Regions from separate parts of the Homo sapiens genome. Here regions 1, 2, 4 and 5 are each linked to region 3. A link is a loop called in an ENCODE intact Hi-C map of the cell type or tissue named here. Cell type or tissue: K562. All regions are shown on one strand. Each heading gives the region's core, and the rest is flanking DNA. Links, peaks and the distances in the headings are about the cores only. Region 1 overlaps KCP (kielin cysteine rich BMP regulator). Region 2 has its middle 5.6 kb from the start of GARIN1A. Region 3 holds the start of METTL2B (methyltransferase 2B, tRNA N3-cytidine). Region 4 has its middle 55 kb from the start of METTL2B. Region 5 has its middle 15 kb from the start of IMPDH1.

The links. Peaks named below come from ENCODE experiments on the same cell type or tissue, not always from the same donor. Only the 100,000 strongest peaks of a DNase experiment are listed, where the experiment ranks them.
Region 1: it touches region 3 in a loop (6-fold over the local background); 65 of 110 quality-filtered maps call a loop at or near these places.
Region 2: a loop joins it to region 3, with 7 times the contacts of the local background. A loop is called at or near these places in 6 of 110 quality-filtered maps.
Region 4: a loop joins it to region 3, with 4 times the contacts of the local background. A loop is called at or near these places in 35 of 110 quality-filtered maps.
Region 5: a loop joins it to region 3, with 3 times the contacts of the local background. A loop is called at or near these places in 39 of 110 quality-filtered maps.

What each region holds. Positions count from the first base shown.
Region 1 is chr7:128,877,599-128,883,717 of GRCh38, forward strand. It overlaps KCP (kielin cysteine rich BMP regulator), which reads right to left. Exons shown (of 40, transcript NM_001366122.1): 30 at 4,339-4,418; 31 at 4,028-4,127; 32 at 3,399-3,487; 33 at 3,021-3,123; 34 at 2,788-2,930; 35 at 2,315-2,487; 36 at 2,120-2,231; 37 at 1,924-2,025; 38 at 960-1,124; 39 at 1-192. Among named protein-coding and RNA genes, the nearest start is that of SPMIP1, 14 kb to the left of the region's middle. RefSeq lists a silencer at 6,037-6,119 and an enhancer at 6,077-6,119. In K562, for the core only: a CTCF peak has its summit at 2,638; DNase peaks (open chromatin) are centred at 2,176, 2,339 and 2,623.
Region 2 is chr7:128,663,611-128,669,729 of GRCh38, forward strand. No RefSeq gene overlaps it. Among named protein-coding and RNA genes, the nearest start is that of GARIN1A, 5.6 kb to the right of the region's middle. In K562, for the core only: CTCF peaks have their summits at 2,766 (motif pointing left) and 5,440; DNase peaks (open chromatin) are centred at 2,771 and 5,387.
Region 3 is chr7:128,472,924-128,478,959 of GRCh38, forward strand. METTL2B (methyltransferase 2B, tRNA N3-cytidine) reads left to right here and starts at 3,825. Exons shown (of 9, transcript NM_018396.3): 1 at 3,825-3,952; 2 at 4,159-4,250. The coding sequence starts at 3,843. RefSeq lists enhancers at 3,662-3,711, 3,932-4,101. In K562, for the core only: CTCF peaks have their summits at 1,511 (motif pointing right) and 3,886; DNase peaks (open chromatin) are centred at 1,474, 3,818 and 4,359; H3K4me3 peaks cover 1,658 bases.
Region 4 is chr7:128,528,593-128,534,711 of GRCh38, forward strand. No RefSeq gene overlaps it. Among named protein-coding and RNA genes, the nearest start is that of METTL2B, 55 kb to the left of the region's middle. RefSeq lists silencers at 2,733-3,282, 3,393-3,512. In K562, for the core only: no CTCF peak of the experiment used is centred there; DNase peaks (open chromatin) are centred at 2,599, 3,099 and 3,789; H3K4me3 peaks cover 2,735 bases.
Region 5 is chr7:128,422,206-128,428,324 of GRCh38, forward strand. No RefSeq gene overlaps it. Among named protein-coding and RNA genes, the nearest start is that of IMPDH1, 15 kb to the left of the region's middle. RefSeq lists a silencer at 3,687-3,846. In K562, for the core only: CTCF peaks have their summits at 3,758 (motif pointing left) and 5,283 (motif pointing right); DNase peaks (open chromatin) are centred at 1,736, 3,736 and 5,279.

The DNA.
Region 1 (6,119 bases), core at 313-5,312, 400 kb after region 3:
ACACAGGTCATACACACAGGCGGCAAAGAAGGGCTCCGGTGGCACCACAGCATGGCAGCGACTGAATGGGGAGGACTTCAGCACCCCACACCGGGCATTGGCCTCACGCCTGGCACGGTAACCTGCTGCCCGGCACGGATCCACCTCTCGGCCTGCAGAACAGGGCCGGCCAGGCCACAGCCCCTCTGAGACCTGGGTGGGGAGAGCAGCCCTGACGTGACAGCACCACTGGCAGCTGGCCTCTGCATGCCGTGCTCTTCAAAGCACTTCCCACCCAGTCATTTGCTTTAGTCCCCAAAACCTCCCTAAAAGAACAGCAAATGAAGTACTGTCTACCTTCTTTTTGTCCCCATTTTACAGAAGGACAGACCAAGGCCAGAGTAGGTCAGCACTTGTCCAAGGTCACACAGCCAGTGAGTGGCAAAGCAAGGCTTGAGGGTTCAGGTAACAAGCCTTCTTTTTTTTTTTTTTTTTTGAGACAGAATTTTGCTCTTGTTGCTCAGGCTGGAGTGCAGTGGCACGATCTCAGCTCACCACAACTTCCACTTCCTGGGTTCAAGTGATTCTCCTGCCTCAGCCACCCGAGTAGCTGGGATTACAGGCATATGCACCACCAGGCTGGGCTAATTTTGTATTTTTAGTAGAGATGGGGTTTCTCCATGTTGGTCAGGCTGGTTTCAAACTCCCAACCTCAGGTGATCCACCCACCTCGGCATCCCAAAGTGCTGGGATTATAGGCATGAGCCACCCTGCCCGGCCAATGAGGCCTCTTTTGACAAGCCACCCTACCTCTCCAGCACCAAGACAGGCAAGAAGCCCCCACACCTCCCTGAAAGCCCAAAAGCCTATCTTGTGTGACTTCGCCCCCCTTCCCTGCTTTCCATGCCAGAGGGTTGCTCTGAGACTCATGCTCAGCTGCGTCTCCCCTAATCCCCATCCCCGGTTCCTGTACCACTCACCTGCCAGCTATTCCCAAACGCAGCCTCCGAGGGCAGGAGCAGCCCCTCAGGGCCCTGCAGATCGTCCTGGGCAAAGCCATTGAAGTTCCCACAGAGCCCACAAGTCCGGCCCTGGTAGGAGCCAGGTACGCTCACCTCCACCTGGGACTGCCCATCCCACAGCACCTGTGTGGAGAGGCCTGAGACTGGGGAGCAGGGAAGGACAGGGGCCTTAAGAAGCCCAGGGTCCATCATGGCCCCAGGCACTGTGTTCAGTGCGGCCAGTGCTGTAGGGGAGGAGAATGGACAGGTGGAGGCTCCCCTTGGAAGAAACACCACCCTGGCCAAGGCCAAGTGGATACATTCTGTGCCAGCCCTGGGCAAAGACAGATGACAGGAGGAGCTGCCCACAGCTCCTGCATGAGGGCACCTTCTCCTGCTGCCATCCCTGCACTGGGCCCCAGGTGAAATGCAACCCCCTTCCGGGGATTCACTTTCTCATGGGCATTCGGGCCTTGCAGAGGACAAAGCACAATTAGGGTCCGGATTAGAAGTGTACACCCTTATTCTACGAATTTACGAGTTGTGTTTCCTGCTGGGGGCAGGGGGCAAATTACTCTTCCACATGAGAGTTGGAAGGAACCTGAGACACCCCCCCAGGAGACTTCAGCTGACATCCTCCCCACTGCCACTGACCCTTCCCATTCCCCACTTTACAGACGAGAAATCTGTGGCCCAGAGGAGGCTGGTGGTGGCTTAAGAGGCTGAGCCGAGATTAGAAATCGGGCTCAGAACTCAGAACTCCTCTGACTGCCTGGGGAGATCTCTGACCCTGATCCACCTCCCCTCACACCCCTGTACCCCACTCCTTGCCTTTTTTGGCTAGGAGGTAGCTGGCATCCCCACCCCCTCTACAGATACAGAGGCCTAAACAGGACTGAAGCTCCCAGCAGGCAGCCCACCCAGACTCGCCCTGGAGCCGCACCTGGAGCCCGGGCTGGGCGTGCAGGATCACAGTGTGTCCTCGCAGCTCCACATACAGCAGCGGCTCCTGCAGGAAGGGCAAGGCCACCGGGTGCCCATCCACCTGGAGGATAAAGGAGGTGGGAGGAGGGGTGATGTCGAGGCACATGGGTGGACAGCACAGGATCCACCTTCCTCCACTCCTCGGCTTTGCTCACCGTGACTGCCCCGTCCTGCAGCAGCCGCACGGCCATGTCTCCCAGCAGCACCGCCACCTCCTGGGTCCAGGCCACACCGCTCCGGCCCCGGTCATCATTGGTCACGTGCACACTGTGGGCAGGAAAGTCCCAGGTGCCAATGGTCAGCAGGGCTGGGTGTAGGGGTTGGGGAGAAGAGAGACAGGGGATGCACACCTGAAGTCCCCGCTGTGGCAGTCCTTGGCCAGCACATAGCTGCAACTGCCCTGGAAGTGCAGCAGGCGGCCGTCGAAGGTGCGGTAATGGGGGTCTCCGAAGGCCATGCAGGAAGCGGGCCGAGGCAGGCAGCGGGGGCAGCAGCTGCCAGGACTCAGGGCAGGGGCCTTGTCCTGCACTCAGCCCCAGACACTGTCAGACACACCGCCCTCCCCGCCATGCCTCTCGCAGACCCTCCCAGAAAACCAAGCATCTCCCAGGAGTCTCCAGGGATCTCCAGGACTCTGGCTCCCAGGCTCCCTGTGAGTGAGGTCAGGGCACCACATCGTGGTCGCACTGGGAACAGCACTGTCCCCAGCTCCCAGCTGGCGGCAGGAGCCCAGCCTCCCTCTCTGATGCCTGGTCACACCAGGATGGCGGTACCATGTGCCCCCACCCTGACCCTCCCCACCATTTTAGATTGCGGCACTCACGGGGCCACACGAGAGCGGTGAGCAGCGCTGGCTCTGGCAACGCACGGTGCCCGCCATGCAGGAGCAGCTGGTGCAGGTGTCCACAGTCCAGCGCTCTCCAGAGGCCACCTCACGGCCCTGGTGCACGCAGGACTGGGTGGGAGCTGAAGGGATAGGAGCTGGGAGGGTCAGCTGCTCCTCCCACATGCCCAGAAGGTCTGGCTTACCCCTCCCCCATCACCCTGGCTGCGCACCTTGGCATCGCTCACAGCAGCTGTCAGCCTGGGGCACCTTCGCCCAGCCATGGGGGCAGGAGAGGGCCTGGCACTCCTCGAGGTGGCACTCCACATGGCCCCGCTGAGGACAGACATCATTGTTCTGGGGTTTTCTGCAGGGCCGGAGTCCCCAGCCTCATGCTTCTGGGGGCCTCTGGGCATGGACTTCTGCCTGCCCCTCCCACAATACATTCTTCACAGTTCAAGAGGGGAATGAAATCCAGCCTTCGGCTCCATGCCCCGGTGCAGGGATGCCCCTGACCCTTAAAGACCCCATATCTGCTGGTGGAGTGTTGGACACTCCTCCCTTTATCCATCTGCGAGATCCTCCACCCTCCCAGGCCCACCCCAGCTCACATGGCAGGTGCAGGCGATGCACGCATTGCTGGGGTCCCGCCAGCTCTCTCCATCTGCCACTCTCCGGCCCTCGGCCTCCACCACACATTCTGAGGGGGGAGACATGGGATGGGCAGGCACTGTCCCTCCTGCTGTATCCTCCCTCCTTGGAGCTTACCCAGCATTTCACGGCAGGAAAGCACCCACTCCGTGTCCCTACCACCCTGATGGTGTTGATTTCTTCAGCCAATATCCACAGGGCCTATTAGACATCAGGCCTCACATCAGAGCTCAGGATGTCTCTAGGGTCCTAGGAGCCCAAAGGGCCAGAGGCTGGAACCCCACTCTGGGCCAGCTGCCCGCTCAGCAGTGCAATGCCCTCTTCATGGGCCTGGGGATCCTGAGCCCCCTGACAGGCATCAGGCCAGACCTTGAGAATCTAGGCTTCATCCCAGCTTCCCCCTGCCTCATGGGTCTCTTCTCCACCTCAAGAACAGCCCCCCTCCATTTCTAGAAAAGAATGAACCCTGCATTCTGTTCTAGAAACCGAGTACAAACCCTGGGCTGCCCGCTTGGCCCATGAATGCCTCCCCTTCCTGTGTTCCCCCTGGGCTCCTCTCTGAGGGTGGAGGCCAAGGCTGGGCACTTACCCCGGCATACGGGGCAGCAGCTCCCAGGGGGAGTGTGGCGCTCTGAGAGGGGACAGCTGAGCTCAGGACAAGCCTGGTGGATGCAGAGCCATGTCAGGTCCTGCCCATGTGAACACAAGAGGTAGAGAATGGCAGATCTCAGGGAGCTGGTGGAGGAGTAAGGCATAGGCAGGATGTGACAGTCAGGACAAGTGGGCAAATGTCAGGGCGAATGGAGAGCCCTGGAGCTGCTGCGGGAGAGGAGTGGCAGCCACAGCCCACAGAGAAGGAAGAAGAGGGGCTCTGTGAGTCCCCAAGGCAGGAGGGCTCACCTGGCACTGGCACGTGTAGCAGGGGTCTGGTGGGGCTAGCTCAGATCCCAGCAGGCCCTCTGAACAGTTACTCAAGGCCTCTGTGAAGACAAGAATCCAGAGTGCGGGACAGAAAGAGGGGCACAGGGCTGGAAATCCCAGCTGTCCCCATGCACTGTGTCCCCAGGTTTCTAACTCGAACTCCTGAGCATACCCATATCCCAGCACCTTGACTCCAGGGAGGATAAGTCCTCTTTCTCTTCAATTCAGTCAAGTTTACACGTTTTAAAAGAAACTTTGCTAGGCTATTATTTGGGGCCGGGTGGGGGTGCAAGGTGACTGGAAACAGACCAACCATGGCTTCCTTAGCCTGAGGTCACTAAAAATGGCCAGTCTGCGGCCTGCTCTCCCTCCCGCTATCTGTAATACAGTGTGGCTACAACTGCGCAGGGAAGCACACAGCCAGGCATCCCGGGTTCGAATCCTGATGCCAGCACTCAGTGCCTGTGCTTATTAGGTTGGATTAATCCACCTCTCTGAGCCTCAGTTTCTTAATCTGTAAAAAGAGATTAATAATACTTCCCTCACTGGGTAACTATGAAAATGAAGCGAGAGACTTTATTAAGAGCACCAAGTACAGTCTGTGGCATGGAACAGGTGCTTAATCAATGTTAGTCTTCTTCCCTTCCCCTGAAGCACCCCCTAGCAAGTGTTGATCAGAGCAGCCCTCCCTGATGGATGCCAGGGATGACTGCACAGCATTATGAACGTATTTAATACCACAAACTGTACACTTAAAAATGGTTAGGATTGTACATTTTAGTGTCTTACCACCATAAAAAACAAACAAACAAACAAACAAACAAAAAACAGAAAAGTCGGCGAGGTGGCTCACACCTGTAATCCAGCTCTTTCGGAGGCTGAGGCGGGTGGATCACCTGAGGTCAGGAGTTCGAGACCAGCCTGGCCAACATGTTAAAACCCCATCTCTACTAAAAATACAAAAATTAGCCAGGCTTGATGGCGCATGCCTATAATCCCAGCTACTCGGGAGGCTGAGGCAGGTGAATCCCTCGAATCCAGAGGTTGCAGTGAGCCGAGATTGTGCCACCGCACTCCAGCCTGTGCGACAAAGCGAGACTCCGTCTCAAAAAAACCAAAACCCAAATAAAAAAACCAAATTGGAGAAAATAGGATTATCATTAAAAAAAAAAGTATGTTTTTTCTTTCTTTTTTTTTTTTTGAGACAGAATCTCGCTCTGTTGCCAGGTTGCAGTGTAGTGGCACCATCTCAGCTCACTGCAACCTCTGCCTCCCGGGTTCAAGCTATCCTCCTGCCTCAGCCTCCCGAGTAGCTGGGACTACAGGCATGCCCCATCATGCCCAGCTAATTTTTGTATTTTTAGTAGAGACGGGGTTTCACCATGTTGGCCAGGATGGTCTCGATCTCTTGACCTTGTGATCCTCCCACCTTGGCCTCCCAAAGTGCTGGGATTACAGGCGTGAGCTACCAACCTCGGCCTGTTTTTTCTATGTAAGGATAACGTTCACCTGTATTGCAAAGGTAGGTTATCATTTCAGTGTTGGTATAGGACCAGAAACAGAAAAAAATTCCCTCCACAACAAATGTAAAATGGCTGTGTTAGGTAAACAACTATTAAATCCAGGAGACAGAAATTGGCCATCTTTCAATATTTGTAATAAAAATAAAACTGTTTCTTTACTTTTCCCCCCAATCTTAATAAATTTTTACTCTAACAACGACAACAAAAAAAGCTCGCCCACCCCTGTGGCTGGGCTAC
Region 2 (6,119 bases), core at 704-5,703, 190 kb after region 3:
GCTAATTTTTGTATTTTTGGTAGAAACAGGGTTTTACCATGTTGGCCAGGCTGGTCTTGAACTTCTGCCTCAAGTGATCCACCTGCCTCGGCCTCCCAAAGTGCTGGGATTACAGGCATGAGCCACCGCACCTGGCCTGCACTGTGAATGTATAATCCCAGTGATTAGATATGGATATTAATGTTATTCATTTCCTTTTTACCTTATTTTATGTTTGTTTTTAATAATAATAATTTTGTAACATTTGAAGATATAAATATCCTTAAATACTTTTACAGTCATGTTAAAAATTCTTCGGATTTCAAAAACAATGAAAAAATTGATAATGCATTTGGAAATTGTAGAAATATGAGAGAGTCCTAATTTTGAAAATGAGGCACTCTGATACAGGTCAGTTGTACAAGGACATGAGTACATTAGTACTTTGATACCTTCATGTTTGGCAGTTATAGTCAGGTACTTCTTTTATGAATTTAAAATTAGTAATTTATTTTATGACCAACTTCAACTTTTCAGGAGCTGTTATTGTGAAAGTTTTTTTGCTACTATGAGTTTTATCCAGTCAGAAACAGGAACCAATTGTAAACAATTACTTCTATTGCTGCAAACAATTTTTAAAAACCTGCCAAATATGCAATGCCTTGCTATTCAAAAGAAAAAAAATTCATTGGTTTAACTCCATAGTTTTTTTGTTTTTGTTTTTGTTTTTTTGAGATGGAGTCTTACTCTGTTGCCCAGGTTAGAATGCAGTGGCACCATCCTGGCTCACTGCAAACTCCACCTCCCGGCTTCAAGCGATTCTCCTAAGAGTAGCTGGGATTACAGGCCTGCGCCACCATGCCCAGCTAATTTTTGTATTTTTAGTAGAGACAGGGTTTCACCATGTTGGCCAGGCTGGTTTTGAACTCCTGACCTCAGGTGATCCACCCACCTTGGCCTCCCCAAGTGCTGGGATTATAGTAGTGAGCCACTGTGCCCCAAAAGAAAAAAAAATTTCAAATTTCATACCTTAAAAATTATCTCCTTTATGAGATAACACCTGTGGAAAGAAAAAAAAAAGAAAACATTATTTCCTTCAAACTAACCTGGTAAAGTTTGGAAATACTATAAATCCTCAATATTTAAAACAGTGTAGTACCAGAGTGTGAATAGACAGATGAAAGCAATGTAAAATAAATTCTGAAATTGGCCTATTATAGTTAAGACTTTTGATTATGAGAAAGGTGGTATTGTCCTCATGAATCTCAATGAGGCTTAAACTGACCAGCCTATTTAATAGCACAGCCTTCCACCACATCCATCCCCAACATTCCTGGTCCCCCTCATCCTGTTCTTCTTTTCTTTCTATAGCACTGACCACCTCCTAACACACTATGCGATTATTTATTGTGTTTTTTTAATTGTTGGAATCCCCTCGCATAAACGTAGCCTTTTTATTTTGTTCACTGATCTATCCCAAGCATCTAGGAAAGTGCCTACCATATATAGTAGATACTTGATAAACATTTGTTAAATGAATGAATCTCAAATCAGTGGTGAAAGATGTAACATCCTATACAATAAGTGACACTGGACAATTGATAGCCATCTGGGGAAATACAGACAACCACATTGGTTCTAGACTTTACATCACACACCAGGAAAAAATCTAGATGGATTAAAGGCTTAAATAGAAAGATAACAACCGTAAAAGTCATTCAGGAAACCATGGGGAAATGATTGTATAACCTTGGAATGGGGAAACTTTGTCAAAATATCATACAAAAATCCAAAAGCCATAAATGAAAATATTGATAAATTTAACTACCAAAAGAAATTCCACAAGGCAACAACACAGTAAACATATTCAAAGACAAATAAAAAACTAGGAAAAAATGACAACTCAGTCTTTGCAATATAAAAAGATTGCCTATAAAATAGATAAGAAAAAGACTAATAGCCTAATAGAAAAATTGGCAAATGTTATGAATTAAAAATTCATAGAATAAAAACCAATGAGATAAATGAAGAGATGCCCAATTAAAATTACATTGAGATATCATTTTAAAAACTTTCAGCCTGATAAGTTCAAAAGCTTTATGACATACTGAGATGGTGGATTTATGAGAAGCACAAACTCTCAAACATTGTTGGTGGAAATTTAAATTTGTATACTTGTTATGAAGTTCATCACAGTAGTATCCATCAGCATATACACTCTTCTTTTAAAAAAAATATTTATTTGTTTTGAGACAGGGTCTCACTCTGTTGCCCAGGTTGGAGTGCAGTGGCGTGATCTTGGCTCACTGCAACCTCTGCCTCCCAGGCTCAAGTGATCCTCCCACCTCAACCTCTTGAGAAGCTGGGACCAAAGGCATGCACCACCATGCCTAACTAATTTTTTGTATTTTTTATAAAGATGGAGTTTCACTGTGTTGCCCAGGCTGGTCTCAAACTCCTGGACTCAAGCAATCTCACCTCAGTCTCCCAAAGTGCTGGGATTATAGGCGTGAGCCACCACACCCAACTCATATACATCCTTTCACACAGCAATTCTACTTTCAAGAATTTTTTCTTGTTACCAGACAGGATTAGCTAGGTTAAGTTGAGGTAATAAACAATCTCAAAACATCAATGGCTTAAAATTACAAAGGGCTTTTAAAAATGTCTCACTAGTGCCATGGAAAGACTATCCTTAAAAAAGTATCTCAAAAATATGTTTAAGAGAAAAGAGCAAGTTGAAAAAAAAATAGTGCCATTAGTCGTTACATCAGTGTACATCTAAGCTGCCATCTGGTGGTGGTTTTCTTCCTCCTGAAGAACTCTTAGTGTTTCTCGTAGTTCGGGTCTACTGGAAACAATTTTTCTCAGCTTTTATTTGTCTGAAAAATTCTTTTTTTTTTTTTTTTTTTGAGATGGAGTCTCCCTCTGTCACCCAGGCTGGAGTGCAGTGGCGCGATTTTGGCTCACTGCAACCTCCGCCTCCCGGGTTCAAGCGATTCTCCTGCCTCAGCCTCCTGAGTAGCTGGGATTACAGGCACGCGCCACCACACCCGGCTAATTTTTGTATTTTTAGTAGAGATGGGGTTTCATCGTGTTGGTCAGGCTGGTCTCGAACCCCTGACCTTATGATCCACCCACCTCGGCCTCCCAAAGTGCTGGGATTACAGGCATGAGCCACCGCACCCAGCTGAAAAATTCTTTAGTTCCCCTCAAATTTTTTTTTTTTTTTTTAGAGATGGGAATCTCAACATGGTGCCCAGGCCAGGTGGGACTTGAACTTCTGGACTCAAGCAATCCTCCCACGTCAGCTTCCCAAGTAGCTGGAACTATAGGGATGCACCATGAACTACTAATTTAAAATAAACTTTCTCCTTTATTAGTATTTTTTAGTAGAGACGGGGTTTCACCATATTGGCCAGGGTGGTCTTGAACTCCTAGCCTCAAGTGATCCATCTGCGTCAGCCTCCCAAAGTGCTGGGATTACAGGTGTGAGCCACCACACCCAGACATTCATCTTTATTTTTAAAGGACATTTTTACTGAACATAAAATTCTCTGAGTTGGCAGTTTTTTCTTTCAGCAATCTTAAGATGTTTATGCCTTCTGGCTTCAACAGTTGGAGCAAGAAGATTGCTGTAATTCTTATCTTGGTTCCTCTGGATATTTTTAAGGTTTTCTTTCTATCAGCAATTTGATTACGATGTGCCTCATAAGGATTTATTTGTGTTTATCCTGCTTGGGGTTTATTGAGCTTTGTGGACTTGTACATTTATAGTTGTCACTACAGTTGGAAATTTTTAAGCCATTATTTCTTTAAATACGTTTCTATCTCAAGAAGTACAGTTATCTCCAAATGAGCGTCATCTACATGTCCACAACTCTGATCAGACCACTCTTAGAGCCAGTAATGATTATTTTAATACCTACCATACTTTGTGTATATTTACTCCTCAGTAAATATTTGTAGAGCTGCACATAGGGAATTTCTTTAACACCTTTAAAGTTTATTTATTTAAATAAGAAATACATGCCCATGGTAAATATTTCAAATAGTACAAAAATATTTCAAATAGTACAAAAAAGGAGGTATTCTGTGAAAAGTAAGTCTTTGTTTCACCAAAGATACCAATCCCTGCCCCCTCCCCGTCCTAAGGCCATCACTGTTAGCATTTCCTTTTTTCTCCTCCCAAAATTGTCTGTGCATGTTCAAGTATATATGGATATATATCCTTGTGCTAGCATACTATATACACTGTTCTGCATCTTTTTAAAGTTTAATAATCTTGGCGATCATTCTATATCAGTACATATAAAGTGGGCTTTTTATGAATGGCCTAACATTACATCATACAGATGTATCATAATTTAATTAAGTGGTGCCCTGTTGGTGGATATTCAAGTCGTCTGGTCTTTTGCTATTGCAAATAATGTTGCAGTAAAGTAAAATGTAAAATAAAAGTAAATGTCTTACTTACTTAAAAACCTATTTTAAAAGTAAATGATGGACTTTAGGAGGTTAAGAATTAAAAATTAATAAACATATAAATAAATGAGGTACTCTAGCACTTGGGGTCATGCTGATGTTCTTGTCATCTAAATTTTTGGTTTATATGCTGCAAACATTGTCAAAGAAATTTCCTATTTCTTTTACAAGGAAAAGAGAAAAACATGTCAAGAATAGGGAGTACTATTATAAGAAAGCAAAAGTAACAACTTTGAAGGTTTGAATTTCTGGTGTTACAAACTTTGTATGCTAAAAAGATAAATGTTAGTTTCCACTTCTAATGATCAAGTCTTAGGAAGATATAAGCCAATAAGATATAAGCTGCTTCTGATGGTACAGCTTCAGGGAAACACCAGTGAGAAGCACGTGTCTCCCCTGATGAGAAGAGAAGTGCTAGGAGATTGAGCCTCAGTCACAGGCAGATGTGTGTCTTGACAGCCACGGTGTGTGTCTTGAGAGTTTAAAAGATGTGAAAGAATGATTTGACCCATTGGCTTGCTCGCTGAATAAGCACCAAGGCAAGAGAGCCTGGTAGTTGTCCTGCATAGTCTAGGAAGGACATTCTGAGAAGGATAACTAATACTTCATCCCTCTTCAACTTGATGCAACCTGAAGAGCAAGTCCTTGGGTGAAAGTTTCTTGTCCGGTACCAAAGATAGGAGATAGCAGGTAAAGGGAACAAGTTGGTACCATGGCAATGGTGTCCCAGTAAATTTTTATTTTGTTTTGTTTTGTTTGCAAGAACAGTATGGGATAAACAATAGCAAATATACAGCCTTGGTTTCCCCAAATCCTACAATCTCAGTGCAGGAAGGTCATCTTCAGCAGTCAGCTCAGAATAGCCTCAAGGGACATGATGTCTACAGCTTCTGGCTTCAGAATAATGTCCTATTACTGTCAAGTGGCACCCCCCACCATTTCTTCAAAGGCTGTGATAAGTTTTGCACAGATGAGGGCAGCAGAAAGGAGGTAGTTGCTGCTAGACACCATCCTTCTCTGTATATTCCACACTGACCTTGCTCTAGGCAAAGGCCCCCACCACAAAAACAATAGGGTCACTGTTGAACACCAGCTCTTTTTTTTTTTTTTTTTTTTTTTGAGACGGAGTCTCGCTCTGTCGCCCAGGCTGGAGTGCAGTGGCGGGATCTCGGCTCACTGCCAGCTCCGCCTCCCGGGTTCACGCCATTCTCCTGCCTCAGCCTCCCAAGTAGCTGGGACTACAGGCGCCCGCCACTACGCCCGGCTAATTTTTTGTATTTTTAGTAGAGACGGGGTTTCACCGTTTTAGCCGGGATGGTCTCGATCTCCTGACCTCGTGATCCGCCCGCCTCGGCCTCCCAAAGTGCTGGGATTACAGGCGTGAGCCACCGCGCCCGGCCCTGAACACCAGCTCTTACACCTACCTCGCTGATGCCTGGAATGGAAAAAGAAGTGCCGATTTTCTTTTTCTTTCTTTCTTTTTTTTTTTTTAGACAGAGATTCACTGTGTGGCCCAGGCTGGAGTACAGTGGCACAATCTTGGCTCACTGCAACCTCCGCCTCCCGGGTTCAAATGGTTCTTTTGCCACAGCCTCCTGAGTAGCTGGGAATACAGGCGCATGCCACCACACCCAGCTAATTTTTGTATTTTTAGT
Region 3 (6,036 bases), core at 1,037-6,036:
CCTCCGACTCCTGAGTTCAAGCGATTCTCCTGCCTCAGCCTCCCGAGTAGCTGGGATTACAGGCACCCACCACCGTGCCCGGCTAATTTTATTTATTTATCATTTATTTATTTATTATTTGTGTGTGTGTGTGTGAGGAGTCTCGCTCTGTCGCCCAAGCTGAAGTGCAGTGACACAGTCTCGGCTCACTACAACCTCCAACACCCAGGTTCAAGTGATTCTCCTGCCTCAGCCTCCTAAGTAGCTGGGACTACAGGCGCGTGCCACCACGCCTGGCTAATTTTTTGTATTTTAGTAGAGATGGGGTTTCACCATGTTGGCCAGGATGGTCTCGATCTCCTGACCTCGTGATCCGCCCACCTCGGCCTCCCAAAGTGCTGGGATTACAGGCGTGAGCCACCACACCCAGCCTAATTTTTGTATTTTTAGTAGAGATGGGGGTTTCACCATCTTGGTCTGGCTGGTCTCGAACTCCTGACCTCGTGATCCACCCGCCTTGGTCTCCCAAAGTGCTGGGATTACAGGTGTGAGCCACCGTGCCCGGCCAGATGAATGTAATTGTTTAAAAAAAAAAGCACAAAGCATTTTGTTCTGAAACTATTTTAATGTAAAGTCACTTACATAACTAAATTAGAAAGCACTAGGATGATATAAGCCAAAGCATTAATGAGTCAAATTAATGGTGGGAAGAAGTATTTTCTTTTGTTTTATCGATATCTTCTAAACGTTCTATAATAAAAAATTTATTTTGCAATAAGAAAACACAGGCCAGGTGCAGTGGCTCATGTCTGTAATCCCAGCACTTGGGGAGGCCGAGGCAGAAGGATTGCTCAAGACCAGGAGTTCGAGGCCAGCCTGGGCAACATGGCAAAACACTGTCTCCACAAAAAATGCAAAAATTATCCGGGTATGGTGGCACAAACCTCTAGTCCCAGCTTCTCTGTTGGCTGATGTGGGAGAATCACTTGAGCCTGGGAGGCAGAGGTTGCAGTGAGCTGTGATCGTGCCACTGTACTCCAGCCTGCGTGACAGAGTGATGCCCTATCTCAAAGAAAAAAAGGAGAAGAAAGGCCGGGTGGGGTGGCTAATGCCTGTAATCCCAGCACTTTGGGAGGCTGAGGCAGGCGGATCATTTGAGGTCAGGAGTTCAAGACCAGCCTGGCCAACATTGTGAAACCCGTCTCTACTAAAATACAAAAATTAGTCGGGTGTGGTGGCGGTGGCCTGTAATCTCAGCTACTCTGGAGGCTGAAGCAGGAGACTGGCTTGAGCCCGGGAGGTGGAGCTTGCAGTGAACCGAGATCATGCCACTGCACTCCAGCCTGGGCGACAGAGCAAGACTTCGTCTCAAAAAACAAAAACCAAAAAACAAAAAAAAAACAAAAAAAACAATTAACTACCCTTGTCCTTGGCTAACAACCTAAGGCAATAATCCAGAATGAGAGTTTTTAACCTTTACAAGCATTAAACCCATGCCACCCACTGAGCTATAAGAGTTCTCCTTACTTACCACCAGAGGGACCCTTAGTTCCTCTGAAACGTGGCGTTTCTGAAGCTACAATCCAGTATAAAGTCTGACACCAGAGAACTCACAGCCATGTCAAACTTATGCAAAATTATTTTAGGTGCTTCGAAAAATAGGTTTTACAGGCCAATCAAATATAATTGTATAAAATTAAGTTTAGGCCGGGCGCGGTGGCTCACTCCTGTAATCCCAGCACTTTGGGAGGCCAAGGTGGGCGGATCATGAGGTCAGGAGATTGAGACCATCCTGGCCAACATGGTGAAAACCCATCTCTACTAAAAATACAAAAAATTAGCCGGGCATGGTGGCGGGTGCCTGTAGTCCCAGCTACTCGGGAGGCTGAGGCAGGAGAATGGCGTGAACCCGGGAAGTAGGGAGCTTGCAGTGAGCCGAGATCACGCCACTACACTCCAGCCTGGGAGACAGTGCGAGACTCCGTCTCAAAAATAAATAAATAAATAAATAAATAAAAATAAAAAATAAAATTAAGTTTAGGATACTTTAGCACATTTCATAGAAAAAAGGCCAAAGCTGTTTGACATTTAAAATGTCTCCATTGGAACTAATATAGTAAATTCAAGTGAAGACAATGAGCTGTCTGCAAGAAAATATCCAGTGGGACTGTTGATTGGGAACACTAACAGCTTTTAGTGAGGGGAGAATAAAAGCCCACAGATGAGAAAACAAGATGCCAGAAATAAATGTAAATCAACCACCATATCTGCAAACAGCTGGCCTTGAGAAAAGATAAAAATTCCTTGTACTTGTTTCTGGGTATGGAGCTTGTGTTCAAAATGTTTCCAAAGACCACAAGAATGGCAAAAGCATATTGTCTTCAAATGAAGTACAACTTCTTTACTATCTTTTTGATTAACTTGTGTATTTTTCTTCCTGATTAGAGAGGCTTAGAGCTTGTTCCCATTTCTTTGGAGGAAAAGTATAGAATCATTCATTGCTCCCTGTAGTTTTACCTACAGAAAGAATTTACAATGGAATAAACAATTACTGGCTGGGCACGGTGGCTCACACCTGTAATCCCAACACTTTGGGAGACCGAGGTGGGCAGATCATTTGAGGTCAGGAGTTCAGGACCAGCCCAGGCAACATGGTGAAACCCCATCTCTACTAAAAATACAAAAATTAGCCGAGTGTGGTAGCGCGCACCTGTAATCCCGGCTACTCAGGAGGCTGAGGCAGGAGAATCACCTGAGCCCAGGACATGGAGGTTATAACGAGCTGAGATCCAGCTACTGCACTCCAGCCTGGGAAACAGAGCAAGACTCCGTCTCAAAAAAAAAAAAAAAAAAGTACTAATTACCAATGTGCTATGTCTAGCACTGCACTAACCCTTTCCTTTTTTAAAAAAATTCATCTTTCCCTTTATTCTGACATTATGACATTAAATAAAGTCCAAGAGATATTGGGCTGGTCCTTGTTTGGTCTCTGCCCTTTCCTTCTTTTCCAAGTGGTATTCATCATGCTTCTCTTGGAAGTCTTCTCAAATAACCTTATGTCTATAACATACTTTCTTCTAGATTCTTTTGAGAGTCTATTTGTATTAGATCTAGAAATAGAAATGTAAGGCTGAAATGTATTACTATGACAAACTGTATGTGTGTATTACAATCTTAATTGTGCTAATAAGGATAATTATAATAAATATAATATGGATGATTCAAAAAGGTTAGATGGTTATAATTAAAAAAAAATTGTCCTTGGATATTCCATTTGATTTGCTAAGCCTCGTGTTCTCTAATTTCATATATCCATCTCCCCCACCCCAACCAAAATATATATACACACTGTGTATACATATACACCCACACTATGAAGAGCTGACTATAGAAGCTGGAAATTGCCCTGTTTCTTTCCGCTGCTTGCTACCTTCTTCAGTTCTGGACATCGGCTCCGCAGTGGAACTAGGTAGCCTCAACTCTTATAATGATTCAAGATTATTCCTGTTTTACAACTTGAGGGAAGCTGGGGAACCTGTTAAGAGGATCCCAGCAATGAACTGGGCCTCAAGTGGAATGTCTCCCACTTTCTGCCTAACCTGCACGTCCATCAGCACCTCATCAATGAGATACGACTCCTCCGGGGAGAATTTCCCCCTGCCTGGTCCCCTTCCCTAGAGAGCCCTTCGCCAACCCTGGGAAAGCCCCAAACGACAGCTCCCGAGCGCCACCCGGACCAGACTCCAGGACCGCCCTGTCCCGCCACCCTTTTTCCCGCCCAGACTCCACGTCTTCTGAAAGAGGGCGTGGCCCGCAGGAAGTTCTCGCGTTACGGAAAGTGAAGTGTTTCCGGCTCCGGTGTCATGGCCGGCTCCTACCCTGAAGGTGCACCTGCAATCCTCGCCGATAAGAGGCAGCAGTTCGGAAGCCGGTTCCTGAGCGATCCGGCGCGCGTCTTCCACCACAATGCCTGGTAATCACCCTGCCCCCTCGCCCGGCCTGTCGCTGGCCGTCTGTCCCGCCGCCTCGGAGCATTCCGAAAAGCCCCTGACCGCCGGCCACGAGTCAAGCTGCCCTACCCGAGGCACTCTCCAAGGGGAGAGAAACTCCTAGGCCAGCGACTCACCCTGCTCGCAGCCAGGACGTGAAGCCCCTAAGCTGCCCGTTTGATTTTCTCAGGGACAATGTGGAGTGGTCGGAAGAGCAAGCCGCGGCGGCGGAGAGAAAAGTCCAGGAGAACAGTATCCAGCGGGTGTGCCAGGAGAAACAAGGTGCGCTTAAATGGGCTCTCGTTGGTATCAACAGCCAGCGTACTGCCGAACGCGCCCTCCCGGAGAGGCCAGGGAACCGCGGCCGCCCACATCCTTTATTCCTGGCCTGATGCGGATCTCAGGAGTAGAGCAGGACAGGGAGGGGATGAGCAAGGAGGGAAAAGGGCTGCATTGTAACAAAATCTTAAGTCGTAGAGGGTTTTTTTAATATATAGTTTTACTTTGGAGGAGGGTAATTTTGTCTTTAATTATGTTGAGTAGATCCACGTTGATATGGCTAGCCAATGACAACTGTGTGGTCACGCGATCATCTTAGAACCTGTACTTTTTACATGATTTGCATTTTCCATGAGGAGATGTTTCCATTGAAGCTTCATTTAAGTGATTAGATTCTAAATATTGTTGGGAGGGGGGCTAATGACTGGTGACTGTGTGTCTATTACTTGTGTGATGGTTATGAGAATTTAGGGCTTCAGTCAAGGAAAGGTGGATGCAGCAGAGTGGAGATAAGTCTGGCCAAAGAAAAGGAGGCCCCTGCTTGAGAGGTTGATGATTTCACTGCAAAATATCCCTAGATAGTAAAACTAGGACTGATTGTTCCAGACAATTGAAGATAGCACTACAAATTTAGTACCTGCTGAAAGAGTTCTGTACAACAAAAAGGTTCCAGTTACAAAACATTCACCCTGCATAGTCTGACAGCAACTAGATCAAAGCAAGTTAATAGTTAAAAGGGATTTTGAAAATCATGTGGTTCAATATTCTCTTTTTATAGTTAAAGACACTTGGACCACAGGACATTAAGTGCTTTTCCCAGAGGTAAGCAGTCAGTAGTAGCAGTAGTGGAACTAAAATCCTGTTTCTTAGGGAGTCTTGGTTGATTCAGCAGGTGAGTTGTGAGTTGTTAACACACTTCTTAGTGGATTCCAACTTCCATTGTCACCGTCCTGCTCAATTTGTTAGGTTTTTATTCTTTCTACTACACTAGTCAAGGCCCCCTGAACTGGCAAGAGCAGTAAACTGAAATCTGGGACTGTCATGATCACCTTAAAAACAGCCTTCATTTAAACTGTCCATACTTTTTTTTTTTTTTTTGGAGGCGGAGTCTCGCTCTGTCACCAGGCTGGAGTGCAGTGGCGCGATCTCAGCTCACTGCAATCTCCTCCTCCCTGGTTGAAGCGATTCCCCTGCCTCAGCCTCCCGAGTAGCTGGGACTACAGGTGTGCACCACCATGCCTGGCTAATTTTTTGTATTTTGGTACAGATGGGGTTTCACCATGCTGGCCAGGATGGTCTCAATCTCCTGACCTCGTGATCCGCCCATCTTAGCCTCCCAAAGTGCTGGGATTACAGGCATGCGCCACTGCACCTGGCTACTTCTAGGATTTTTTAATAGTTAAAAGTCATCTGGCTGGGCGCGATGACTCATGCCTGTAATCCCAGCACTTTGAGAGGCTGAGGCGGGTGGATCACGAGGTCAGGAGATTGAGACCATGCCTGGCTAACACGGTGAAACCCCGTCTGTACTAAAAAATAGAAAAAATTAGCCGGGCGTGGTCGTGGGCCTGTAGTCCCAGCTACTCAGTAGGATGAGGCAGGAGAATGGCATGAACCCGGGAGGTGGAGCTTGTGGTGAGCCAAGATTGCGCCCCTGCACTCCAGCCTGGGTGACAGAGCGAGACTCTGTCTCAAAAAGAAAAAAAAGTCATCCAAAGATGTAGGAGGACACTTGATAGATAGTAAGTTCTCTGGTTGATTGTTCAAACAGAATTTAGACTCCTATAAT
Region 4 (6,119 bases), core at 720-5,719, 55 kb after region 3:
TCACTGCAACCTCTGCCTCCCGGGTTCAAGCGAATTCTCCTGCCTCAACCTCCCAAGTAGCTGAAAGTACAGGTACGTGCCACTATGCCGAGCTAATTTTTGTATTTTTAGTAGACACAGGGTTTCACCATGTTGGCCAGGCTGGTCTCGAACTGCTGGCCTCAAGTGATCCACCCGCTTTGGCCTCCCAGAGTGCTGGGATTACAGGCGTGAGCTACTGCACCCAGCCTAATTACTTTGAAAAATGGGATCACAGGCCAGGTGCGGTGGCTCATGCCTGTAATCACAGCACTTTGGGAGGCCGAGGTGGGCAGATCACGAGGTCAGGAGTTCGAGACCAGTCTGGCCAACATAGTGAAACCCCGTCTCTACTAAAAATACAAAAAATAGGCCAGGTGTGGTGGTGTGCGCCTGTAATCCCAGCTAGTTGGGAGGCTGAGGCAGGAGAATCGCGTGAACCCAGGAGAAAGAGGTTGCAGTGAGCTGAGATTGCGCCACTGCACTTCAGCCCGGGCGACAGTGAGAGACTCCGTCACCAAAATAAAATAAAAAAAAATAAAAAGATCCTCTAGCCCAAATCCCTCCAACACAGAAGCAGTCGGAGAAGCTTGAAAAGGTTAGATGATAGGCCCATGTAGCTTGTCTGTGGAAAGAGCTAGGCTGCAAGACACCTCTGACTCCGTTGAGTGCTTTCTCTTACTCTCCTTTCCCGATTTAAGACATTAAATCATTTAAGACAGTGTCATTTGGTCGGGCGCGGTGGCTAACGCTTGAAATCCCAGCACTTTGGGAGGCTGAGATGGGCGGATCACCTGAGGTCAGGAATTCGAGACCAACGTGGCCAACATGGCAAAACCTCGACTCCACCAAAAAAAAAAAAAATTAGCCGGGCCTGGTAGCGCGTGCCTGTAATCTCAGCTACTCAGGAGGCTGAGGCAGGGAGAACTGCTTGAACCCGGGTGGCAGAGGTTGCAGTGAGCCAAGATCGCACCACTGCACTCCAGCCTGGGCGACAGAGCGAGACTCTGTCTCAAAAAAAAAATTTTTTTTTAAAAGACAGTGTCATTTGATGGAGTTGCTTTCTTGATCGTTGGCTGCAATGAAAGACCTAGCCTCACTGTCTTTTGTGTTGCCTTGGACCGGCTCTTAGGTTCTACTGCCCTAACAGGCAGTGGAGGCTGGCCTCGAGTGGTAGTCATCCATCTTGCCCTCTTTTCCTACCCTCTACCCCCAACCCCCGAGCTGCTCTCCTGTCTCCTTCCAACACTGTTCTCTTTGGGAATATGCATGTCCAACTTCCCAAGCAGTCTGGGATCTGGAGTAAGATGACTCTTGGTTTAATGGAGTTTTTCCACAGTGCTTGCATGTGCCCCAAGGGTTTGGAAGGTTGGAGAACTAACAAAAAGCAAAGCGCCATCCTGTGTCGTTTCGGCAGGTCTGTGTTCTGTTAAAATATGGAAGAATTAACAGAAGAACGAAGAAATAAGGGCAGAAACTCCACAGGGGAGTACTTGTCTAACCCTGAAAAAGTTCAAGGCTGTTGTTCAAGGTCTGAATTTTTCCCTTGAGATTTGCTTGTAGTCCTTAAAGTCATCTTCAGATCTATCTGATCAAGGCAGCATCCGCGGAAAATTATAAGGTGGGTGGCTGCACTGGAGCCTGTCCTGGCTCAGGGGAGCCGGTGAAGAGTGATTTTTTTCCCTTGGCGTTGGGGGATCAGAGGGGGTGCCCTCTGCTATGCAGGAAGCCCTCCTTGCCCACTAGATAGTTGTCATTCCTCAGGAGATACTCTGTGAGGGGCCGGTGTGTTTTCTCCATCTTGGCACTTACCCTCAGACCCTCCTAAATACCCGGGAGGGCCGTGTTTTTCATCGGAGGTTGAAATGGAACCTCCCCCTGGGTGCCCGGGGAGAGTACCTTGGGGGCAGCGCCCCTCCTTCCGGAGGGCAGCATCCCGGCGGGGGCGGGGGCTCGGCTTTGATGCCAGGGCACCTTTTGTCCCTGGAGACGCTCTGCCAGCCAGGTGCGTGGAGGGAGTGCAGCCCGCCCTCCGGGGCGACGCGCGGGGCTGGGGCGGGCCGGCGGCTCCGGGGAGTGGCGGTCGGGAGCCCGCGAACGCGGGTGGGCGCCGTCGCCTCACTAACCGGGCGCCTCCGGGAAATCCGGGCGGGGTCCGCCGCTCGCACATAGGATTAGCGTCCTCTAAACTCCATCCCTGGGAAAAGCCGCCGCACTTCTCACCCAAACTCGCGGAGCCGAGGGGTTGGGCAGGGGTTGGGCGGGCGCGGGGGCCGCCGAGGCGGATCCGGGAACGGGTGGACCCGGGCGGCCAAGCCTCTTCAGCGCCGGCCCAACCGCCCCGGCCCGGGCCAGTCCAGCGGGGCGGGGGCTGGTGACACAAAGGCGGCGGCGGGTCCTCCGGGCCTCCGACCTCGGGCAGTCGCAGGACGCCCCGGGCCGCCTGACCTTCCCTGGCGTCGCGGCCCGTCCGCCGGCGCCGCCCGTCGCCCGCCCTCAGCCGTCCGGCGAGGTGCGGCCTCCTCAGCCGGCGCGGGGTGCCCTGGTTAACCCCTGCCCGGCAGCGCGGCCGCTGATTGGAGGAGGCGGGGCGCCGGGGCAGCGGGGACCCCCCCCACTCCGCACTTTCCTCGTCCCCTCCCCCTCCTCTCCCACTGTCGGCGCTTCCCCCACCCCCCAGGACCCCCCCTGCCTCCCAGCCGTGCAAATCTCGCGAGGAAACACGCGGTTTCACTAGTGTGTTTACACCGATCAGTACTAATCCGGACCGAACCGATCCGGATTAAGGGGCCGGAGGCGGGTCCTGGGCACCAGCGGTTCCGACCCACCCCGGCCCTCCGCGCCGCACCCGAGTGGCCCCCAGCCGAGCGGGCCCCCACCTCCTGGCCCGGCCTGGGCCCTTCTGCGCCTCCCTTGGCCTTTGTCCAGCGCCAGGAGGCCGGTCCCGCGCCCGCGTCGGGCGCCTGGCTCTGTACGCGAGCCCGGGGATCTGCGGCCTTCGTGCCCCCCCTCCCCCGCCCGCCCTTTCGTGGAGCCCGGCGCAGGCGGCTGCTGCCCGGGCGGGGGGTTGCGGCGCTCAGGGGAGGCCCCGGCTCCGCCCCGGGCCTGCCCAGGGGGAGAGCGGAGCGGCCCGCAGCCGGGTCGGGTCGGGGCCCCTCCCGGGAGGAGCGTGGAGCGGCGGCGGCGGCAGGTGAGAGGCTGAGCCCCGGGCGGGGGAGGGCGCCAGGCCTGGGGCATTAACCGTCCCGGGGACCCTTTTGGCCTGAGGAGCCTGCGACCTGGGCCCAGCTCGGTGTCGGCTCCGGACCGCAGCTCCTGGGCGCTGAGGCGGGAGGGGCTCCCTGAGGGCTGCGGGTCGCTGAGGGGCCGGGCAGAAGATGGGGGAGGCCCAGGCGGCCCCGGCCTGGGATTGGGGCCGGCGGCCGGAGGAGAGACTGGGGCCCCTCGGCAGCTGGAGGCCTCGGCAGCCTCCCGGGCGCCCCCGAGAGCCGGCCCTCCCTTCCTCCGTGACAGGTGGGCCTGGAGTTGGGGAAAGTTTGGAGCCGGCGAGGGGCGCCGGGACCAGGCCCCATCGCTCCTGCTTCCTGGCTGTGGGCTGCAGGGAGGATCCCAGTCCAAGGCCCCGCTGGAATTAGACGGAGTGGCTATTTCCTTAACATGAGTTGGCATTAAACGGAATAACCGCCGGGGCGTCATTTTCCGGGCCGGGCCTGGGGAATGGAGGTTTGGTAAGTGTTGCGAGAGACCTTGGGGTTTGGGAGAGACTGCAGCCTCTGCCATTCCGACCTCGACCTCGACCTCGATTAGGGCAGGGCAAGACGCAAGGAAGGCCACGGGGGAAACTCATTCTCCCAGTCTCTTTTTTTCCTTCTTTTTCTTTTTGCGAAGATGCATTTCAGCCTTTCTGAGAATTTCCTAATTCTCTCTCTAACCTGCACTTGCATGTGTGGGTGAAACTTTAATTTGTCACCTTTTCATTCCCCTTTGCCCCAGGCTCTCAATCCAGGAAGGGAAATGAAATTGAAGGACTTGTAAGGGGGTTGTTACTGGAGATTGTAGAGTTGTTGGATTGCAGAGGAGAATGTTCGATTCATCTTTTCAGTAACTTTAAAATCACACCAACCATTCCAACTACTTAATAATGTGTTCGAAGGGGTTCTATGTAATATGTTTCTTTTCCACTGTTAATATTAAAGAGAGGTTTTCAATGGGTTGTGTAGGAGTTGGTCTCTTGCAAAGGATGGACATATTTGCTGAAAGTAGCCTGTGCATTAATTGGTTATGGAAGTTTAAAAATGGTGTCCTCCTGCCCCTCCCTGCTTGGAAGAAGGGCTAAAAGCAGATGTCCAGAATCAAGAGAAAACTAATGCAGGGAGTGGTCAGAAAAAGATTTTTTAAAGGGATTGTTATGGAGCTATATTAATTTACTGAGTGAATGGAGGTGGATGGTTTTACCATGGGCTCTCTATTAAATTTAAAATAATTCCTTTTCTCATGAGCTACTGTGAGCTCTTCAGAGAAAGGAGCTGTATAATAGTGTTTTTGCAGTTATTTGTAGCTTCTGATTCATCCTGTATTCTTTTGAAATTATTGTCAATGATTCATATTTTTAGTTTAAGGACTACTTCCTGAGTGGGAAATAAATATCTGAAGATACTTAGCTAGATTCGAAGGCTGATAGAAGGAATTTTCTTTTTGCAGGCTAGTTCTTGTTTTGTTCTTTCCCCTGTGCTCAACTTTTGCAGAGATTATGTGAAGGGTTTGAGGGGTTTATTTTTGCTGTTAAAATCAAATCAGAACCAGGGAAGAATAAGTGGCTGTCATAGAAGAGGACTTCTGAGCTGCTTTAAAACTTTTCAATATATTACCGTTTGATGCAGCACATAGTAGTCTACCACTTGTATGCTATATTTACTTGAGATTTACCTGCATTTGATCTTTCAGTGAAATAATTACTGTGAGTTTTGTTCTACAAAAAATTGCCTCCTCACATTTTAGTGTTTATGGTTTCACAGCCTACTCTTTCTTTTTCAGTAGAAATAATGGAAGAATTGCATAGCCTGGACCCACGACGGCAGGAATTATTAGAGGCCAGGTTTACTGGAGTAGGTGTTAGTAAGGTGAGTAAAATGATGATAATGAACACTATTCATATTCTAGTTTAAACACATTTTTTAAATGATTAAGAGCAGTTTGGGTAGGCCCTTCTGATAGTTTGCAGGGGAGAAGATTTGGGTCTTAATTTCAGTGAACTTTTAGATCCTACTAGTCATTCCAGTAGTCATTTAACATGGTAGGTTTGAAAATGTTCTTTATGGGAATATATGTTTCTTCTTCCTTTCTGGTATAGGAGAGGTTTCTCATGGTTCTTGTTACAAGGAAACTAACAGGATGTGTGTATAGATTCTATGCCATATTTTGTTAAAATTTGTCAGCCATTCAGAAAGAAAATTACAAGGCATTGCATAGCTTTGTTACATTGGACTTTGGAGGTAGTTACATGGCAGAGTATTGAAACATTGGCCTCTGTGAAGTCTGCAGACTCTTTACTGGTTGCACCCCCAGACTGGTTTGTTGCTCTTCTCATTCTTCCTTCTTAGTTTTTATTTTTGTTGCAGGAGCATAATATTAGATTAGGCCCCCATTAACGGGCACGTATGAAGTTAAGCAATGTTATAGTTTCCTATGCATGTTTATGTACCCACTGGTCCACCCCTCTGCTCTCATAGGATGATTTTACAATGTGTAAAATGTTTGATTTTAATACAGTACGCAAAGTATATTTACAATATTTTATTTAAAAGCTTCATTGGTCCAAGATCATATTACTTGGGCTTGAGATGTGTGAACGTATGAGCTACTGATTTTTTTTTTTTGAGACAGAGTTTTCCTCTTGTCACCCAGACTGGAGTGCAATGGTGTGATCTCGGCTCACTGCAGCCTCCACCTCCTGGGTTCAGGTGATGATTCTCCTGCCTCAGCCTCCTGAGTAGCTGGGATTACAGGCACCCGCCACCACGCCCAGCTGATTTTTGTATTTTTAGTAGAGACGGGGTTTCACCATATTGGCCAGGCTGGTCTCGAACTCCTGACCTCAGGTG
Region 5 (6,119 bases), core at 679-5,678, 51 kb before region 3:
GTGTGTGTGTGTATGTGTGTGTGGGGTGTGTGTGTGTGTTATGTGGTGTGGTGTGTAGGAGTGTGTGTCTGTATGTGTGTGTAAGTGTGTGTAGGGGGTGTGTGTGTGAGAGAGAGAGAGGGAGAATGGATGCCCTAGGACTTCTTCTCCCTGCATACACTGAAAAAAGAGAAAAGGACTTCGTATCTGCAGTCTTTTTTGTTTTTGTTGTTTTGTTTTGTTTTGAGACAGAATCTCCCTCTGTTGCCCAGGCTGGCATGCAATGGCACGAACACAGCTCACTGCAGCCTCAACCTCCTGGGCTCAAGTGATCTTCCTACCTCAGTCTCCGAAGTAGCTGGGGCTACAGGGACACACCACCATTCCCAGCAATTTTAAAAACTTTTTTTTTTTTGTAGAGCCACAGTCTCACTATGTTGCCCAGGCTGGTCTTGAACTCCTGGGGTCAAGCAATCTGCCCACCTTGGCCTCCCAAAGTGCTGGGATTACAGGCGTGAGCCACTGCACCTGGCCTGTAGTCTTGACATGCTGTGAGATACTGTCCTGTTCAATTTCTAGCCAACAATATCAAAAAGGATTCTCCTCAGACTGAGAGCGGATTTAGGAAGAGGTTTAGAAAGCTTCTGTCACCACCGACCTGCAACAGAGCAAATGTCTGTGGCCCCTAGCATCCTGAGCCAGCAGGGGAGGGTCTGGGGTGGGATATGTGTGACAAGCCCACTGCATGCATAGCTACTATGCCACTGTGTCCCTGAGTGCTGGCATGGGAGCCAGGCCTGGCACCTATCCTGGCATTGGCAGGCGGGAGGAAGGAGGCCTCGTGAGCAGATGGAGGCTTCTGCAGCAGCTCTCTCTCTGCAGGGCCCCTCTGCATGAGTGTGTCAGCTTCCCCTGCCCTGGCCCTGACCCTGTCACATCTCGGCCTCAGTTTCCTAGTGGTTTACACCCTTTTTTCTGAAGATTGTCATTGCAGTGGAATATATTAAATGCTAGGTGAGGTAACCAATGAAGTAAGTTACTTAAAAGTGCTTTGAAACGTGTCAACAACTACACAAACACAAGTCATTATTCTATTTTTTTTTTTTTTTTGAGACGCAGTTTCACCCTTGTCACCCAGGCTGGAGTGCAGTGGCGCAATATTGGCTCACTACAACCTCTGCCTCCCGGGTTCAAGTGATTCTCCTGCCTCAGCCTCCTGAGTAGCTGGGATTACAGGCACCCGCCACCACACCCGGCTAATTTTTGTATTTTTAGTAGAGATGGGGTTTCACCATGTTGGCCAGTCTGGTCTCGAACTCCTGACCTCAGGTGACTTACCCACCTCGGCCTCCCAAAGAGCTGGGATTACAGGCATGAGCCACGGAGCCCAGCCAATCCATTCTCTTTCTACCACACCTACTGCTCCTTAAATGATTCATTTACTCCACCTTAACTGAGAGCACAGTGCCAGGTGGCTAATAAATCCAATCTACCAGTTGGATAGCCTAGGTTATGCTGCAGTAAGAACAGCAAAAACCTAACTCACTGGCATAACATAACAAAAATTCATTTCTCATTTACTCTGCATGTCCATTGTGGGTCAGATGGGGCTACTCTAAAACCCAGGCTGATGGAGCAATCACTATCTGGAACCGTGCCATTAGCTGTGGCAGAGGGGAAGAGAGCTCTGAAGGTCTCACAAAGTCAATAAAATGCTCCAGGCCAGCAGTGATACCATCAATTCCACTTAATCCCATTGGCCACAACTACTGTAGTCCATGGCCACACCCAATCACAAGTGACCAGGGAATACAATCCTTTCAAGTGGCCAGAAGGCAGAGAGGAGGAAAAATTTGGTGAACAGCTTTAATGTGTACCATGTGTATTACTAATTACTGTTGATGATTTAGAAGATGCAGGGCAACACTAAGTGAAAAGGGTGCTTATAAAGGGTTGCATTATTATTATTATTATTTTGAGACACAGTTTCACTCTGTCACCCAGGCTGGAGTGCAGTGGCACGATCTCGACTCACTGCAACCTCCGCCTCCCAGGTTCAAGTGATTCTTCTGCCTCAGCCTCCTGAGTAGCTGGGACTACAGGCGCATGCCACCATGCCCAGCTAATTTTTGTATTTTTAGTAGAGATGGGGTTTCACCATATTGGCCAGGCTGGTCTTGATCTCCTGACCTCGTGATCTGCCCACCTCAGCCTCCCAAAGTGCTGGGATTATAGGCGTGAGCCACCGTGCCCGACCATAAAGAGTTGCATTATTACAAAGATTAATCCCATCCAGGATCTTCAACAACCTCTTCACAGTTGCCACAGAAAGCCTTGGTTGGGTGCAGAGGCCCAGCAACTACACAGGCCCTTCAGCTGTCCTTTCTTCTAGATTCAGGAAGAGCCCACATGGTTTATAAACATAGTTCCCATTAAGTCCAGCAACAAACAGGCTGGAAATCCAACTCTTATGCCCCTTACTCCATTCCTTGGATTCATATTCTTATTGCAGCCATGCCCTAATTCCACTTCTGGGAGTAGGTGGCAGGTACCCCCCTGGACCTGAGGTTCATCATGCTGTAGGGCAAATCATGTGGGATGGAGCAGGGAGCTGTGGGAAAAGATATTCCTCCATAGTCCTGCCTGAGGCTTTGGAGTAGATCCCAGAGAGTCCCTTGGCCAAAGTTATGGGGACTAGCTGAGTGATGTGGTGAATGTCCATGAGCTTGGCAGACAGAAGCCTGGCTGAAACCCTTAGTTCCTTCCATATTAGCTATATGACCATGGACAGGCATTCTGGGTTGTTTCTTCCTCTGAAAAATGAGGATGATAGTGACTTCTGTTAACATGCTATGAGGAACAGCAGTTTATTAATATTAAGTAAACACCTGGCACATAGCAGTTGCTTCATAAAGCTATTATTACCATGATAGTTGAAGCCAAACAGCTGCCCTGAGAATTTTCATACACACTCTGCAGACATGAGCTCTGGCAGCCTGAGACTTGGTTTCACTTGACCTCGGGCTGTGTTCAGAGTGAAAGGATGAAGTATTATTGTTAATTCACTAAAACTAGTGTTTTATCTCCTAACTATTGGAATGATTTCATTGTTATTGTTTTCATTACATGTGCACACCTAACTTGCATGGATGAAATATAAGCCTAGTATGAATACAGATGTCATAATCAAAGACAAAATGGTGATTAAAAAGAAGAAATCTAGAGAAATTGTTTTGCTAAACTCTCTTACCGAAGAACCTTAAGCACATTAAAAATTAGCTTTAGGCCAGGCGCGGTAGCTCACACCTGTAATCCCAGCACTTTGAGAGGCCGAGGCGGGCGGATCAACTGAGGTCAGGAGTTCGAGACCAGCCTGACCAATATGGTGAAACCCTGTCTCTACTAAAAAATACAAAAATTAGCCGGGCGTGGTGACAGGCGCCTCTAATCCCAGCTACTCAGGAGGCTGAGGCAGGAGAATCGCTTGAACCTGGGAGGTGGAGGTTGCAGTGAGCCGAGATCGTGCCATTGCACTCCAGCCTGGGCGACAGAGCAAGACTCCATCTCAAAAAAAACAAAAATTAGCTTTAATTTTTTAGTTTTTACAACATGGCCTTAATTTTAATCTTGAGTTTGTAATTACTTTGTGTACCATGGTACAGTGGCTAATAAAAATAAGTTAAATCTGTAAACAGTCACATAAACTTTTTCAAAGCAAATTGGCTTGGATGGCTGCACCTGAATCCATGTCGGGGGGTGCTGAGACAAGACTGCCCCCTTCTGGGACTCTCCAGTACTGCAGTGACTCCTTGCTCAGGCAGGCTCTTTGCCTTCATTCACTGGAATGGGGCCCTGGTAGAACCGGGGCCATCCCTTTCTGTCTTCACAGCTGTGGGCCTCTCCATGGTGTTCAGACTGCTAGAGGACAATGGTCTTCAAGTGTCTTGGGTTTTCAGAAGCCTTTCTGGATCTCTCTTTGAGGAAAGAGGCCGCATCTACTCCTCAACATTGCCTTACATTGGTATAGGCTACCCAGTTTAAAGAACAGTTTCAGCTGGGCGTGGTGGCTCACGCCTGTAATCTCAGCACTTTGGGAGGTCAAAGTGGGCAGATCATGAGGTCAGGAGTTCATGACCAGCCTGGCTAACATGGTGTAACCCCGTCTCTACTAAAAATACAAAAATTAGCCGGACGTGGTGGGGGACATCTGTAATCCCAGCTACTCAGGAGGCTGAGGCCGAAGAATTGCTTGAACTCGGGAGGTGGACGTTGCAGTGAGCTGAGATCGGGCCACTGCACTCCAGCCTGGTCGGACAGAGCAAGAATCTGTCTGGGGGGAAAAAAAAAAAAGGAAAAAAGGACAGTTTTACACTCATTATTTCACATGTCATCATAATCCTGTGACTTAAGATGAGACACAAATGATTATCCTCCTTGTACACGGAAGAATAAAGGTTAAGAGACAGTAAGTGGCTTGCCCAAGAGCACACAGCCAGTAAATGGGAAAGAAGTTCTAGAACCCAGGCCTTTGGATATGGGGTTTGCATTCTTTCTTCCTAACCATAATAAAAATATTACCTTTATTTCCACAATATTCTATTTACTATGTGGTAGGTCAGTGATTTTCAACCTTGCTGCACACTAAAATCTCCTGGGGTTCTTAAATAACTCTCCTATCTGGGCCCCTCCTCCACCAATTACATTGAATCCGTGGGTGGAGTTCCAGACATCTGTGGGTTCATTAGCTCCTCCAGGTGTTTCTAATGTACAGCACCAAGTGCCATGTGTGGGGGCTTTATAAACACCTTCTCATTTAAACCTCCTCACAAATCCCATCAGCTAGGTATACCAGCCACGTGCTGATAGGATACGTAAATTGCCCAGCTGACCTTAGATAGCCCCTAATACCACAATTCCCAAACTGTTCACTAAGGTGTTCCAAGTCTCCACAATGGATTCACAGAGATTCCACATGATATTTGAAAAATATCAAGGAAAGTCCAGGTGTGGGGGATCACGCCTGTAATCCCAGCACTTTGGGGGGCCAAGGCGGGTGGATCACTTGAGGTCAGGAGTTCGAGACCAGCCTGCCAACATGGTGAAACCCCGTCTCTACTAAAAATACAAAAAAAAAAATTAGCCAGGTATGCTGGCAGGTGCCTGTAATCCCAGCTACTCAGGAGGGTGAAGCAGGAGAATTGCTTGAACCTGGGAGGCAGAGGTTGTAGTGAGCCGAGACCGGGCACCAAGGGAACTATTGTGTTAGCTTATGGTAGTTCACCATTTTTACAGTAGATGGCGATGCATTCCTTCTAATGACATAATATCTTTGCAAAACTGGATTTTTCAGCCTGAAAATCGGCATGGAATAGGATATCAGTGTGGTGGTGGTCAATCTGATTCCCAAGTTGGGGAAGTAGTACAGTGCCCAATAGGCATAGCTATCCCATTAGTAAGTAACTGGTAATTTAAGCAAGAAACAATTTTTTTTTCTATTTATGTGCATTATCTTTTTAAATAGCCAAGTTGTTAGGACATAAATACTTATTAAGTTGTTTGGACCTAACAATTTACTTGAAGGTAAATTTGTGGTATTTTTTTTAAAGGCATTGACACACAAAGGGCACCTTCCTAATGCCGAGGCCACATGACAAAGGGGCAGAAGTAGGATTTGATCAGTCTGACCCGAGCCCAAATATTTAACCATTTCTTTGAACTGCGCTCAATCAGTGATTTTCTTCTGTGCCCTGTCCTGGATGCCAAACCCTCAGCATTGAGTTAGGGGTCAACCTGGAAATGACAGAGCAGACATAAATTAAACACTACTGTCAAGACCATAAGTGAGCACAATGTCCTTTGACAAATTACATAACATCCCTGAATCTCAGTTTCTTCATCTGTAAAGCTGGATGACAAAATTACACTACAGGGTTGTTGTGAAGATTAAACAAGCTAAAAATCATCAAGTGTCTGGTTTAGAACAGGTACTCTGTTAAGAGTTTATTCTCTCCCTTTCTCCCCTCCTCACTTCCATGACAGACCTGAAGACATGAGGGGACACAAGTGTGCAAGTAGGTGTGAAACACACACACACACACACATGCAACCACCAGACTGCCTATACACCATCCTCAGTCTCA